Linked DNA regions of Mus musculus: region 2 is linked to region 1. A link is a loop called in an ENCODE intact Hi-C map of the cell type or tissue named here. Cell type or tissue: gastrocnemius. All regions are shown on one strand.

Evidence for each region. Peaks named below come from ENCODE experiments on the same cell type or tissue, not always from the same donor. Only the 100,000 strongest peaks of a DNase experiment are listed, where the experiment ranks them.
Region 2: it touches region 1 in a loop (2.8-fold over the local background); 2 of 42 quality-filtered maps call a loop at or near these places.

Annotation. Positions count from the first base shown.
Region 1 is chr14:121,215,988-121,223,987 of GRCm38, forward strand. It overlaps Farp1 (FERM, RhoGEF (Arhgef) and pleckstrin domain protein 1 (chondrocyte-derived)), which reads left to right. Exons shown (of 27, transcript NM_134082.3): 4 at 3,390-3,432; 5 at 6,653-6,731. Among named protein-coding and RNA genes, the nearest start is that of B930095G15Rik, 29 kb to the right of the region's middle. In gastrocnemius, CTCF peaks have their summits at 2,842 (motif pointing right) and 4,900 (motif pointing left); DNase peaks (open chromatin) are centred at 2,814 and 4,901.
Region 2 is chr14:121,168,015-121,176,014 of GRCm38, forward strand. The region is part of intron 2 of Farp1 (FERM, RhoGEF (Arhgef) and pleckstrin domain protein 1 (chondrocyte-derived)); the gene reads left to right. Among named protein-coding and RNA genes, the nearest start is that of B930095G15Rik, 77 kb to the right of the region's middle. In gastrocnemius, no CTCF peak of the experiment used is centred here; DNase peaks (open chromatin) are centred at 863, 4,194 and 4,708; H3K4me3 peaks cover 924 bases; H3K27ac peaks cover 1,598 bases.

The DNA of each region.
Region 1 (8,000 bases):
GAAGTTTACATGCAAACAAAAAGGATGTAAACATGTCCTAGCAGCATTTCCGGCAGCTACGAACAGACTGAGCATACAAGAGCATTTCTGGGTTGACAGCAGAGCTGAGAAAGCCCGTGGCCCAGACGTCACCATGTAATGGTAGCTGAACCACGTCTATGTTTAAGGAGGTGGTGGTAGACAGAAAAGCCCATACTGGTCCCTGCCTGCCAGGTTAAATGTGGGGCAGCTGTGGGTGCTTTCCTTTTGGATTCCCATATGGCTGGCCTAGCCTCTGTCCATCCACAGTTGTGCTTGTTTGTTTTGTTTGTTTAACCTCACACAATGTGTTTTCCCTCTGAGAGTTTAGCCCATTCTCTCACGTCTCTCCATCTTAGTGTTCTAAGTGGGCACATGTCTAGAAATTATTGTCATTTTTTTCTCTGCTGCCTCTGCCATTTCTGAGTCCTGGCCTAGGTTGGGTTGGGTTTTTATTTTTCCCATGGGCCTCCTTTTTCTGATTCTGTACCTGGTGACTTTGGTTGTCAGTTGCATGCTGGGTAGTGTGAACTTGGTTGGCCCTGTGGGGCGCTCTGCGTTTGTCTTCTTACGTACTTGCTTGTTCCGGATGCAGTTACTGGGAAACCATTTGGACCTTTAGTCTTCAACTCTAAAGCTGGTCAGGTGGAAATGCTTCCAAAGCCTGCCTCCTCACGACTGTCTGGAGGCCCACAGAATTGGGGGCTTTTCTAGCCTGGCTGGGGGGAAGTCTATGCTATTCCTGGCTTCCTGTGAGCCAGATATTGTTACCCTCAATATGTCCTGGAGGCTCTTCTGGATTGCAGATGGCTCAGTCACACTAGCATGAAGACCTAAATCCAGATCCCCAGCACCTACGGGGAATGAGGAACAGCTGAGCACGTCAGTAACTCTGTCACTGACGTGGGGTTGGGGAAGAGGGGACAGGCAGATTCCTGGAACTCACTGAAACAGTCAGCTGGGCAGATTGGTGAGCTCCAGACTCTTGTGAGAGATGCTGTCGTGATAAAGGAAGACAACTGATGTTGGCCTCCGTATGCACAAGTGTGTGTGTGTGTGTGTGTGTGTGTGTGTGTGTGTGTGTGTATGCGTGCATGTGTGTGCCCCTTTAGCACTCGTATCCAGCTTATCAATAAGTCCCACTGGTTTTTAGATAAGGGGGCAGAGAGACTGCCTGCTTGATGCAGTGGGAACCAAACCTCCTCCTTTATAATGACCCTGCTGCTTTGATTACTGAATTGTCCTATTCCTGTGACCAATCGAGGCTCACTAGTGAGGTCCATGCTGGCCAGGTGTACAGAATGAGACTGCCTCAAACACACTCGGTGAAGAACATCATTGCTCATCCTGCCCGGTGATGCGTCACGTAGACATCCATTACTTCATTTACTTGCTTCATGTAGGCTGTTGTAAACATTGTATCACTGTCATAAAAATGTTAAGGTTAGCATTCATTGGATATACATTTTGTATGAACAAATACACGTTTACAGACACAGGTGACCAGATGGAGGAAGATGTGAAGGGACACCTTCAGATACCTGCCGCAGCACCTGTAGCCAGCTGTGCCAACACCTTACCTATAAATAAGAATTGTGCCCTGGCCTTCTTCAGTGACAACACACACATGCACACAAACACACACACACACACAGGCACATACACATGCACACACACACAAACACACATCACATGTATCGTGTTTAATGCCTGAGGTGGTATTTCCTTGTTGTGATTTAGATTTCCAGCACAAATCCTTCCCCGCTGTCGGCATTTTCTTCTTTGCCCTTGAAAGTTTCTCTGTGTAAAGACCTGCCATTCCCAACATCACTTCTACAGGCAGCGTCTGTCTCTTATGTTTCTTTTCACCACGAGGATTTTAACCTTGGTTCTGTCCTAGGTACAAAGAGAGTCCTTTTCAACTGACCAGCAATTCAAGGGCAGTTTTTAAAAAGCTATGCATAGACTGTGTGCTTAGCTTGTGTTTTATTAATAAGGCCAGCTGTTCTTTCTCTGATTTGAATTACATGCAGGGAGCATAGAGGTGAGAGTTAGGACTTAGGGGTGAGTGAACCTAGTTCAGTTCTAGCTGAGCCTCTAGGATGGATCCTGTACCATGCATGACTCAAGTTTCTCTCCTGGACCCCAGGAGTCCCTCTGGCTTTGAGGGGCAGATAACTTTAGGTGGCATGTGATGTATGATAGCATGTATGTATGTAGATAACATGCGTGATAGTAGATAGTCTGTGATGTAGGATAATCTATAAATACTTATCCCTCCTCTCTTGACTCTCAAGGATTTTTCTATTTTGTGTATAGGTGACCATATAGAGAGATATAGGTATATATCATGCATATTTCATTTGGCCACTAATGTGACCATTCATTAGCTGCTCATTCATTAATATCTTCAGAATGGGTAAATATCTACACGTTTAAAAAGCACAAATAAGATTTAAAAATTTGGGCTTTTAAACATGTTTGTTTTTATTGCTTTTAAACGTGTAGGTGTGTCTGGGCACCTGAGTGCAGGTGTCCATAGAGCCAGGCTCATCAGAGTCCCTGGAGCTGGAGTTACAGATGGTTGTTAGCTGCCTAGCACTGGGAACACGGCACTGGGAACCGAACCTTGCTCTGCTGCAGCTCTTAGTTCCTAGCACAGCTCAGCATTCTACTGCTGAGGGCTCCATCCACCCCTGTTCACCATCCACCTGTACTTAAGAAAGGGTGTTTTTACATATATGTTAATATGTACATAAGTGTTTTGCCTACATGTATGTAAGAGTACCACGTCCGTGTAATGCACACAGAGGCCAGAAGAGGGCGTCAGATGCCCTGGAACCGGAGTTACTCGCAGTTGTGAGTAGCCTTGTAGATGCTGAGGATTGAACCCAGGTTCTCCAACAGAGCAGACAGTATTCTTATCCGCTGAGCCATCTCCAGCCCCTTAAAGAGGTTTTAATGGCCAGGTTCAGGCATAGTATCTGCAGAATGTGCACTAGAACAATCTATAAAAGGAGTTAGCAGAGCTTGGAGCTGTGGTCTTCTTCCAGAGGACCTGGGCTCAGTACCCAGTATGCACATGATGGCTCACAACCATCTACAACTTAGTCCTAGGGGATCCATCACCCTCTTATGGCTCCTAGGAGCACTGCACAATGTGGTACCCAGACATACATGCAGGTAAAATACCTGTACACAGAAAATAATAAAACAAAAGATTTATAGGATGTGGCACTGTGAAATGTGGCATTCTAGAAGAAAAAATGCTCACGACCTCACATTCTCAAAAGTACTTCCCTTTCAGTAGCTTGAAATGGTCTCCAGACCCTTGCCCGTTCTTGCTGACATTCTGTCTCCGTTTGCTCTAGGTGTGGCTGGATCTCCTGAAGCCCATTGTGAAGCAGATTCGAAGTAAGTGTATCCTTTGAGCTTCCTGGTGACAGCAATTGTTAGGCCAGGTGATTCCCAAGTGGAGGTGTCTTTTTGTCTGTGACATGAATCCCTAGAGATACAAATTCCTTGTTCCCTCATGACAGCTTGTCAGCACCCACTAATCCACAGACTGTTAAAATAGGCAACTTCCGCCATTTTCATGCATAATCCTTTGGTAATCAAAACCTCGCTTAGAAATCAAACATCATCTTGATTAATGACTAATGCCTGCTATTAAGCCCCCAGAATAATTGCGCTTGTCTCTTCTGTGCTGTTTGCTGTTTTAACTGTTCTGTGCTCAGGGGAAGGGTGGAGCCTTCTGTTCTTGAAATAGACTTGAGGTTTTCTAATCTTCTTTTCAGAGCCTATGAAATCAGAATGCTAGCATTGTCTGGGGAGAAAGTGCTTAATTGTGAGCGTGAGATTGTGTGTGCTTAATGTGTGTCTGTGTGAGCGTGTGTATGTGACCGTGTGTGTGCCTGTATGACTGTGGTTGTATGGGTCTCTGTAAGTGTGTGTGTGGTATGTATATATGGTATGTATGTGTCTGTCTCTGTGTGTGTGGGGGGGTGGGTGGGGTGGGGGTGGGTGTGTATGAGATGCATGTATGGGATGTATGTTTCTATGTGAGTGTGTGTGTGTATGGTGGGGGGTGTAGTGTGTGTTATGGTATGGTATGTGTCTGTGTGGTGGGGGTGTGGTGTGTGTGTGTTATGTAGGTACGGTATGTGTCTGTGAGTTTGTGTGTATGGCATGTGTGTATGTGTGTGTGTGTGTGTGTGTGTGTGTATGGTGGGTTATGTGTGTTATGTAGGTATGGTATGTGTCTGTGAATGTGTGTGTATGGTATGTGTGTGTGTGTGTGTGTGTGTGTGTGTGTGTGTGTGTGGTGGGTTATGTGTGTTATGTAGGTATGGTATGTGTCTGTGAGTGTGTGTGTATGGTATGTGTGTATGTGTGTGTGTGTGTGTGTGTTGTATGTATCTGATGAGCAAGTAGAACTCTAATATGAATCCAGCCTGTATATTAGAAGAGCTTAAGGGGCCCATGAGAACAATAGGAAAGAGGAAGCATGGTTTTTTGTTCTCAGTCTCCTGGCCCCTGAGCACCAGCTTATCATTTTCTCTGCTTTGAGATAAGCTGTGTTCTTAAATGTTGTCCCAAACGGCCCAGATTCGAGTGGACAAGACCAGAACTGCAGGCTGTAGTTGCACCTGAAGCTCACCACATGTCCTAGCTCACTTTTCTCTGATCAAGAAACACCCCTAGGCCACTCCTATTGATTGCTGTGGATGTAAAGGCATGCAACGAAGTGTCTGTGAGGCCCTCCTACAATTACATTTGATGCTGGCCTCCAGTCATTTAAACTAAGCAGTTCCTGCATCTCTCTGTGGATCCAGATGATTGTCACTTATTCTTGTAGCGATGCATGAGGGGCCCCCTTGTGGTGGGACAGCAGCCATGGTTGCAAAGTCATAACTGGACAGGCCTGCTACAACCTCAGCGTCTCCTCTGTGTGCTGTGACTGGCCCCGTGTGATGAAGATGTCACTTGGCATTGACAACAGCATTGTCCTAGCTTCCGGTCCCTCTAGACCCTCCTGAATATGGAGAAAGCAATGGCCTCTGTCTCCTCAGGCCACCATGGCTGTTTGGAATCAGCCAGTGTCTGACTGACATTAAAGGGTCGGCTTTCCCTCTTACCTGTGCTATACACTCCGCCTTTCCCTAAACTCCAGGTGGCCTTGGAGCTGGTGCCACCATGTCCCCTCATGTTTAGGCTTAAATTGGGAATATCACAGGCTCCTTAGCCTCAGCATGCCTATGTTTTGGCTTAAGAGAGGAAAAAAAAAAAGAAAAAGAATAAAAAAAGATTGTATGCACCATGTGCATGCAGTGCCCAAGTAGGCCAGAAGAGGGTGTCATATCACCTGGGAGTAAAGTTCTGAGTCATTGTGTAGGTGCTGGGAATCAAACCCAGGGCCTCTGTTAGAGCAGCCAGTTCTCCTACCCAGTGAGCCATCTGTCCAGCCTCCACGGCTTGCCTTCTCTCATAATTTGTACACAGCCAACATCTTCACTTTAGAGTACATTGCTTGACCTGTTGCTCTCCTTCCAGATGGCAGCCCCTCGGAGGCTGTTACAACCACCAACAGTCTGAAGTCTCACACTGCAAATCAGTACATTGTACTCAGTTTGGCTTTCTGCTGAATTGAAAAGTTCTCCATCACGTTCTTCTCCAGCCACTTCCTGATTTTGTTGTAGATCCTTGGATATGTGCATGAGACTGTAAAGGCTGCGGTGGACAATGACATAAACAGGGCCCCAGTTCATCTGTATTTTCTCTGCATGTCTTGGAGCTAAGATGTGTTTGATGACGTGGTAGCAGCCATGCTTGCTTTGTAGACAGCTATACACCCTAAACTGTATGAAGGCTTCACATCTCATTATCTCCCTTTCCGATGACTTGAGTCTACCTGTGGATAAAGACGGGTGGTCTGCAAATAGTGTTATCTGCCTTTAATCCCAGCCTCAGACAGAGGCAGGCAGATCTCCATGAAGTTGAAGCCAGCTGGAGCTACATAGTGAGATCCTGTTTAAAACAACAACCAATAAACCAAAAACATTTGATTGATTTAAATACACTGGTTAAGAGCCTTAGCTACTCTTCCAAGAACCTGACTTCAATTCCCAGGACCCACATAGCAACTCACAACTCTCTGCAATCCCAGTTCCAGGAGGTCTGGTACCCTCACACAGGCACACGTGCAGGCAAAACACCAGTGCACTAAATGAACACACAAACACATAAATCAGGACGCTGGAGTCAGAGGCAGGTGGATCTCTATGAGTTCCAGACCAGCCTGGTCTACAGAGGGGTTCCATGATAGCCAGAGCTACAAGGAGAAGCCTTGTCTGGACAAACAAAAACAAACAACAGACCAGAAGCACTTGGTGACATACAGCTAAGTGATTAAAAACCCAGAGGATACTGAGCAGTTGAGTGTAGTACTGTGGACGGTTCTTAGATGATTGCCTGTTACTGACCTAGCAGCTGTGGCCATTCTGGGTGGCTCCGTGGTGGTGGTGTCTGGACTCTGGAAACCTTGGGGTGACAGAGATGAGTCGCTGAAACTCTTTCTTGGGGACCTGGAAGGCTTGGATCGCCACACAATTACTGATGTTGTTGTTCTTTTCAGGACCGAAGCACGTCGTTGTTAAATTTGTTGTGAAATTCTTCCCTCCCGACCACACACAGCTCCAGGAAGAACTTACCAGGTTAGTGGTTGTCAGCGGGCTGTTTTCACTGGAGTGGACAGAGGGAAATCGGACACTAGTCTCTAATCGACTAAACATGTCCGTAGGGTTTATGTGACCGTTAGCTCTGAAGTGCTTACAGGCTCCGCCCTCCTCTCTTCCATCTGTGCCTACAAGACCAAGGGGAGGAGACCATGTTTTGCTGCAGCCTGGGTTCTCTGCAGCCTTGATTGATAATGAAGTGAGACGGCCTTAAAGCCTGTCAAGTCATCTTCCAACCTGTAGTGGCTATTCCTGGTTGTCAACTTGACAATATTTGGAATGAACTACAATCCGGAATTGGAAGGCTCACCAGTGACCCTTATCTGGAGGCTTGGAGATCCTTATCTGGATCTTGGTTTGAAGATCTTGAGCCATAGTGGCTATGGATTCCAGAAGATTGAATCTCCGAGTTAAGGAACACACCTTTAATCTGGGCTATGCCTTTCATCTGGGATTAAAGGTGTGGTGGAACACACCTTTAATCTGGGCTACACCTTTTGCTGGAGACAATATAAGGACATTGGAAGAAGGGAGTCTAGCTCTTGCTCTTGCTCCTTCGCCTGCTTGCTGCGTGAGACTGAGTAACTGCTAGATCCTTGGACTTCCATTCACAGCTGCGACTGAACCATTGTTGGGAATTGGGCTGCCGACTGTAAGTCATCAATAAATTCCTTTACTATTTAGAAATTATCCATAAGTTCTGTGACTCTAGAGAACCCTGACTAATACACAACCGTTACAGTCCAAGATACTTTTAGGGTCTCTTTTGTGAAACGGATTCTGAATTCTGTTAAGAGTGCTTCAGAGGATGTGAATTCAGTTCCCAGCACACACACACACACACACACACACATACAGGGCAGCTCACAACCACCTGTAACTCTAGCTCCAGGAGATCTGATGCCCTCTTCTGGCTTAGATGGGGAGCTTCACACATGTGGTGTACACACACACACTCACACACTCACACACAAACACACACATATGGGGGGGGGTTGATTTTATTTTAAAAGAATGCATCTTTTTTGCTGCTGTGGGAGGTGACATGGCCATTTCAAGAAGGATACCACGTGTGTGTCTCTGATCTCCACAGAGCAGTATTAACCAAGGGCCTTCACACTAGTTCAGGTCTTATGAATGAGTCACCCTCACCCACCCCCACTCGCCACAAACAAGTGACTGAGTTGAAAGTCTCCCTAGTGGGCTGAAGTCACCAGCCATCTGGGAACCGTGGTTGATAGACTTCAA
Region 2 (8,000 bases), 48 kb before region 1:
GATGTGTGGAGCAGTCGCCACGGTAGGCAGGTTTCTGGAGGGAGTGATTTTTATAGGGCCACATTCTGCCTCTTAAGGCTCTGGATCATTCTCTTAGACCCCATGCCCTGCACGCTTCCTGGTCGTTGTGATGAATTGCTTGGTAGAATCATCTGAAAGAGTTAGTCTTAGGTTTGTGGGCTTCTGTCCATGGTCACTTGGATCTGTGCTATCATGGGGCATGTGGCATGGGGCACAAGAAGCAAAGAAAGAAAAAGAAAAGAGGACCAGGGTCCTCAGTATGTCCTTCAAGGGTGTTGTCCCTAGTGACCTAACTTCCTTCTCAAAATCTCCGTCATCCCACAGACTGCCAACCAGGCCGTTAGCACATGGGCCTTTGTGGGGACACTTTAGTGGCACCTCCCCCTCACGCTCAAGCTGGCACGGTACCTTCCACACCTCACCATATTTCTCACCCTAGTTACTCAGCCTTTGCGTGTGGTGGCTTTACTGACCTCCAGATTTCTTAAGTCCTTGGAGTGAGTGTCTCTCCCAGTTCCATCTTGGTTACTCAAAGAAGGGTCTGTGTAAACAGCTCCAAGTTGGCACCCTTTGGCCCAGTTTTTCCTCCACATTTTCTTGGAGAGTGTCTTGAAGATGTGGAGACAAAGCTTCACTTGAGCAGAGTCCTCCGGGGGAACAATCCCCTCTGTGTTCCTTACCAGATCCCTTTGGGGCACAAACTAAACTGGGTGGGTGGACCCTGGAAAGGCTTTCCCAAGAGTAGGAAGAAAATGTAATTATCTTCCCCTGCAGGGGTTTTTCTGTTGACATTTCCTGGTCTGCAGAGAGCACTGTGTGTGTGTGCCCTTTGGTGTGGTGTTCTGGAAGCATCCACGGCAGTCACAGCATACCGGGGGAAGCAGCAGATGGTGTGAAAATCACCATTTATGACACAAGTAGGAGGCAGTGAGACTCACCGAATTCAGTGTCTTAACCTGAAGTCTTAATATGCTCTTATTTCTCCCTTAGAATAACCCTATGATTTTAAGTTAGAGAAATGGGGCCCCTGAGTCAGAGCAGACTCTACCAAGTACTTAACAAGAATGAAGGTGGGTAGAGGAAGAAGCCATGGGGAAACTTTTGTTTGTGTGGGTTAAAACATTGTATCCTTGCCAAGCGCATGAAATTCAAGAAGAACGAAGACCAAAGTGTGGACACTTTACCCTTTCTTAGAAATGGGAACAAAACACCCATGGAAGGAGTTACAGAGACAAAATTTGGAGCTGTGGCGAAAGGATGGACCATCTAGTGACTGCCATATGCAGGGATCCATCCCATAATCAGCTTCCAAATGCTGACACCATTGCATACACTAGCAAGATTTTGCTGAAAGGACCCAGATATAGCTCTCTCTTGTGAGACTATGCCAGGGCCTAGCAAACACAGAAGTGGATGATCACAGTCAGCTATTGGATGGGTCACACGGCCCCCAATGGAGGAGCTAGAGAAATTACCCAAGGAGCTAAAGGGAACTGCAACCCTATAGGTGGAACAACAATATGAACTAACCAGTACCCGGGAGCTCTTGATTCTAGCTGCATATGTATCAAAAGATGGCCTAGTCGGCCATCACTGGAAAGAGAGGCCCATTGGACTTGCAAACTTTATATGCCCCAGTACAGGGGAACGCCAGGGCCAAAAAGGGGGAGTGGGTGGGTAGGGGATTAGGGTGGTGGGTATGGGGGACCTTTGGGATAGCATTGAAAATGTAAACGAGGAAAATACCTAATAATAAAAAAAAACAAAAAACAAAACATTGTATCCTGTGGTCTAGAAGGGCATCCTTCCAATGCAGTGCTCACTCTGTGTGACGATTAGGTAAATGAAGTAAAACCTTAAATACTATTGTATTAGCCCTTCTCAAGCTCTCAGGAGCTCCACAGCAGTGTGCAGGAGCCTCGAAACCACCTGTGGCTTGTGGCTACTCAGGTCCTCTTCAGAACCTTCCCCCCCTTCATCCTTGCACACTGTCCTGGCAACTGCTGGTGTAGAAAATACCCCAAGAGTCAGCATCAGGCGCTATCACTCACTGCCATCCCGTCCATCATCTGACCCTGGGGAGGACTGAAAAACATCTTACTGTGATGGCCCAACCATCCCAGGGTAGTGCAGGGGTCCACTGGTTTGTGCACCCCCTTTTTAATAACCATTCGCGCTGATTCTTCTTTTGTGTGCAGTAACCTTGCAGTACAGAATCCCATTTGGGCAACATGATTGCTTCCTTGCAGGACACATAGGACTGATTTTAATAAAAAGTGAGAGAAATGTTTTAAATGCATGGGATGGATAAGAAGTAGGCAGTGAAGGGGGAAGCTGAGGAGAGGTAGCCTCCCGAAGTTCTCCTTGTGTGTTCTGCTCTCAAGCAGTCCTTATAAACCTGGCTGGGTTACCGACTTAGCATTGAGAGTCCGTTGTTTTCTTTGTTGGTGAGGAGCAGGAGAAAGGTGGTTATCGTGTTCTTGCTTAGACTAGGCATGCTGGATAAATATTTACTATCTGACAAGGCCTGTGAGAACAGGACTCCGTTGTGGCTGCCCAGGAGGGGTAGCATTCTCCTCATAACCGAGCAAGGCTTCATGAAGTCATTGCCGGGCCAACATTACATTTCCAGGGAAGGGAAGAGAAGCGTCTAAGGAAACGCAGAACAACCCCTAAGGGCTTGTGAATCCCGCTCTCAGGTTCTAAGAACATTCCGTGGCGACTCTGAATTTCGTGGGAAGACTTGTTGGCCCGATACAGTTCAGAGAAAGGCTTGAGTGTGCCTTCAAGTGGCATGAAGAAACGGGGACATACGTGATTTCCAAGCTCACTGCTTCTGGATATACTGACATGGAGCCAGGGTATTGGAGTGACAAGGTGTGGCAAGAGATGACCTCCTCGGGCTTAAAGAAAGACAGAGCAGGGACTTACCAGGGTAGCTCAGCCAGCCCAGACGGTGCTCTGTCCTGTCCAAGTGCAGAAGGAGTCACGCTGCTGTTTTATGGACATGGCCATTTTAGAGCAGGCAGCCATTTCCTGAATGCAGGTCTTTCTGTTTCTCCTAGAGCTGAGTCCACAACTTTTTGATCAAGGTTCCGTTTCCAGAAGGTTTCTGGACTGTGAAGTCAGTGTGACACTGTCAAACTACGCTGCTCCAGTTATCTTTTATTCTTTGCCAACAAGTACACTTGGGTACACAGAAACCCATCCACCCATTACTATTTCCTTCTCTTCGAGGAAAACCAGGATGGAATGGCCACAGCTCCAGATCATTACATTTGGAGCAGCGATGTCCAGATGTCAGTTCCAAAGGTTTCGTTGCTTGCTTGGTTTGGTTTGTTACAGCAGGAGCAGAAAGCATGTTATTTTAAAAAAACAAAAACAAGACAAAAACTCCTGTCTCTAAAGATTTTTTATTTTTATTTTTTTTCAGATCTGTATCTGCTTACCTGATGGGCTGTTTTTTAAGTGTAATGAATAGAACCAGCATTTGTGCATCTGGCCTGGTATACGTTGGTACTCTTACAAAGCAGTGTTAGTGAGTCTCTCTTTTCTCAACCATGGCGCAAGCACACATACGTACATTGCTCTGCCAGGTCCAGATTGGTGGTGGCTGAGGCAACACTGTTACGGTAGAGAGAAGGCAGCACCATTCAGTATCCTTAGCAGACCCAGAAAGAAGCGGGGAGCAGCTTCACCCATATCCCAGGCTTGCCGTTCTCGCTCTGTGGAGAAGGCCAGGAGTTGATAGATGCTTACTGATTCGCTACCTCCAAGCCAGCTGTAAAACCCTAGTTTGTCAGTGGGGGAGCTTTGGAAACATTGGAAGCCTTCAGCTAAGGCTAACCTGCTGCACATCCATCTCTGCCTCCCTGGTAGGAGTCAATTTGTAATGTGGTGTACATTCACCTGGGGAGCTTTTTAAAAATTGATTAGGGACATCCAGGTGACATGGGACACCTGGGGGCTTAACGGAAATCCTGGCCCAAGAGAATCTGGCAGAGCTGGGTCTTCCGTGTCCTCCTCTCTAACTTCCCATAAAAGCATCCTGGGTGTGGCCCTCTCACTCCTCCCCTTCCCAGGTTCCTGGGAGGCAGGCTCCTCCTCGCACATGCTCACTCTTCTCTCTGGATTGGCTTGCACACAGGATTCTCTGCCATCAGTACCGTCTCTCAAGCCTTTCCATTCTGGTTCCCTGGATAAAATAACATTTCTTCTCTGAGTCAGCAGGAGCACTCCTCCCCAGGCTGGGCAGACATGGGAATTCTTTTAATTCACAAGGGCTGCCGAAGACTAGCACTCTGTTCTCTGCCTGTCTCCGCGAACATAGCGTACACACAGCACTTGCTGCCTTCCCTTCTGAGCTCCTGAGCTCCATTAAAGTGCTTGTAAACTGTAAAGCATTTCCCCACCCCACCCCCAGCAGCAAAGTGATTTAAATGACTTCAAATGATGCTGATTTAAATGATTTTTCAAACGATGGCTTTTAAATGACAGCAGATGAATCTCCATTTGTCACCCTCCTATGAGTCCAAGTCAGAATGAGGACCCTGGTGTGTCATTTATTATTTAGAGAACTGGCCAGTCGCCCTGCGGGTTGTTGCGGGTTCCCTATGAGGAGGGACTGAAATCCAGTCTTCCAGTCTCTCTTGCAGCACAATAAACCCACCGCAGTTAATTAGTGGATATGTTTGCCCGGGGCAGGAGTTCTGCAGGTCCAGAACCTTGTCCAAATAACGCCCTCCGACTTTCATTATGTGGACTTGCCGCTCTCAACAGCCATCTGTGCGTGGTTTTGTGAAGCAATTATGCTGCAGGTGTGTGATGGAGATGAAGTCATGGCTTAATTATTTGGTGAAACAGCAGGCATTTTGGACCGAGTTCTGGATGCATGCTCTTCCCAGGCTTTTGCTCAGACCAGTTAGTCGTTTGGAATTTCGAAACAACCTGGGGTGGAAAGAAAGACACTTACTGCAGCTGCAACCAGCTGTATACAATAATTTTAGCATGTCAGGCTGTTCTAATTTTAAATGGCTTCATAAGAAAAGCTTCCTGGTTCTCTCTCAAGTATTACCGGTACAGTGGGGAGGAAGATGGAGGGTGGTGTTTCTGAACTCTCTGGGATTTTAGCAAAATTGAGGTAATGTGTACAGCTAAAGGGGGCACCTGCCTTTGCCCAAATTCTCAAAGGGCTTCTGTATCCTGTCACCAAGCTCCAAGAAAGAGAATATTAAATGCTATTTTAGGTCCTGCTTGGTGGCACTCACCTGTAAGTTCAGGGTCATCCTTCCTTTCAGAGGGAGCTCACATGACCAGCCTGGGCTTCGTGAGACTCAGTATCCCAAAGAACAAGATAAGCAAGAATATTGTAATTGATGTTTAAATTTGGGTGTACAGTGTGGTGGCAAAGCTGAGACTGAACCCCAAAGCCTCACACATGCTGGGCACACACTGCCACCAAACTCTGCCCCTCCAGGGGGCCCCTGCATGGTCTTCCATCACTCTCTATGTTGTAGTAGGTCTCTACCAGGGTGGGTTTCTAGAGTAACCTGTAACCAGCTGGCCAATAGTTTACATGTAAAATTCTTTGCATTTATTTATTTGGGGTGACAGGTGACATGCCGTGGTGCATATGGAAGGCATAGGACAAGCTTTGTAAGTATGTCCTCTCTTTCCAACATCTGGGTCCTCAGGAATGGAACTCAGCTTGCCGTACTCCATGACAAAGGCCCCTCGCCTCTGCATCACCTGAGACCCAATGTGCATTGCAGCCTTGATGGATGAGCACAGTGGAGTGGCAGCTAATAAATCACAAGGCATATCTTAACCAAGGAAAACCAGCTTAGACTTCCCATGATGGCTGTGCAGGGCCGTGGACGGCTGTGCGAGGCTTGCGAAGGCCCTGAGCCCCACACAGGATAGCAGAGTGGTCCTGGTTGGGTAGGATTCTTGGTTTTGAGCACTATCATGTACACTAGGGATAGGAATTTTGTGAACATTCTCTCTCTAACTAAGCCTCCTACAATATTTTAATTTTTTAATTAAAATATTTTGGGGGTTCTGCATGCATGTATATATCCATGTTCACATATATGTGTGTGTGTGTGAGAGAGAGTATACATGCCCATACACACTTATGGAGGCCCTACCTAGGCTGGTGTCAGTTATCATCCCCTATCACTTTCTGTCTTATTGATTGAGGCAATGTTTCTCACCTGAACCCAGAGCTTGCCAGTACAGCTAGCCAGCTTGCTCTGTGGCCTCCCATCCCAGCCTAGCAAGCACTGGACTTCCACAAGCACACATACACACACACACACACCCTGCATGGGATGGGGATCAGCTTTGGGGATCTGAACTCTGTCTCACACCCACGTGTCAAGCACTTAATCCACTGAAGTAGCACAGTGGGAAGTCTGGTTATCCCTGGTTTACCTGGGAAAAGTGAAGAGGCCATGGCTTTTTCTTTGCCTTGCCTGGGGCCCCATGCCTCCGTGTCACTCTCTGTGTCCTCTACTGTGTGTTCTGATGATGTGGCTCCTTGCTCACACAGAGCCTGGCTCCCCCTGGGTGGTTTCTCTCCAGCACCTGCTTGTATGGTTTGGTGAGGACCAAGCCTTCAGTTGGACCCAGGGTGTCTTTCCTGTGTTCCAGCTGCTCTGTGCCCTGTCTGCCAGCCCTTGCCAGGAACACAGGAAGTCCTTGTTTGTGCTTACACTATGTGTTGACTGTTGTGGATCTTGGTCTAACGCTCGTATTATGTTAATTGTGTTCTCCCAAAATTGCCCAAGAATCTGCAGGTAAGATGCTGAGGGTCCCTGCCCCCAGTTGGTTTTGGTTGGTAGATAGACTTGCCGCTAGCCAATGGTTGGGCAGAGAGACAGACTTTAGGATTCCCAGGCAAAGAATGGAGGAAGAAGAAGAAGGTAGAGCTGCCATGCTGGGAAAGGAGTAAAGACCAGGCCTGAGAGGTGCAGGAGAGAGAGCACTTCAATCAAGCAAAACCCCTATCCCACCCCTTGCTGGGTCTAGGGTAGCAAAGATGGAATACAGATTTTAGTCAGTAATAACTCAGGAATATTGGAGGGCAGGCGTCAGCTATGTGGAGGTTTGGAAGTGGCCGAGCCATTGATCTGTTTAAGGCATATTTCAATATAAGACACTTTCTCTCTCTCTCTCTCTCTCTCTCTCTCTCTCTCTCTCTCTCTCTCCCTCCCTCCCCCCTGTGTGTGTGCGTGTGTGTGTGTGTGTGTGTGTGTGTGTGTGTCTTTCATTTGGGAACCCAGAACATTGGGGTGGCAGCAAGGAACCTGTGCCATTAATTGACAACTACAGCAGTTGACACTGCGCTCCTTCACGCAGACACTCGCTTCCTCCATGTTCTTACAAATCCCTTGGTTATGAAGCCTGTGCACTATACAGGAAGAGTTGAACACAGTACCCAGCATTGAGGGAGCCATGAGCAACAGGAAGGAGCGTTTGTCGTCCTATCAGATGGGCTCGGGTAATGATGTAGATGAGCTTCGGCAAGCTTCCTGACCGAATGTGGAAACAGGAAGTAATCCGTAAGTGAGCTGGGCTCTGCAGGCTCATAGCTGAGCAGAGCTGCAGAGTCTAAGTGGTGTCGCTGCACATGCAGGGGCATGCTGCAGAGAGCCCTCTACCTGGAGGGGCAGAAGGGTGGGAAGGATTTACACTGAGAGAGCCCTGGGCATTGCAGTCCCATGATGAAATAGTGATTATTAAAAAATAAAGCTATTAAATTGGTTTGAGTTCTGGCAAAGAAAGCATTGCATTCCCTGTGAAAGGAAACCTTTTGAGCTCATACAAACTTGAAAGAGGAAAAAAGTTCTGCCATGCAGAGGTAGTCATTGTGATAAGTTTTGGTGTCTATTTTTCTCTGCCTTAGACATCCTATTAATACTGACCTCGGCTGAATGCAGCCCTTCTCAATTCCATGTTTGCACAGCACCTCTGCC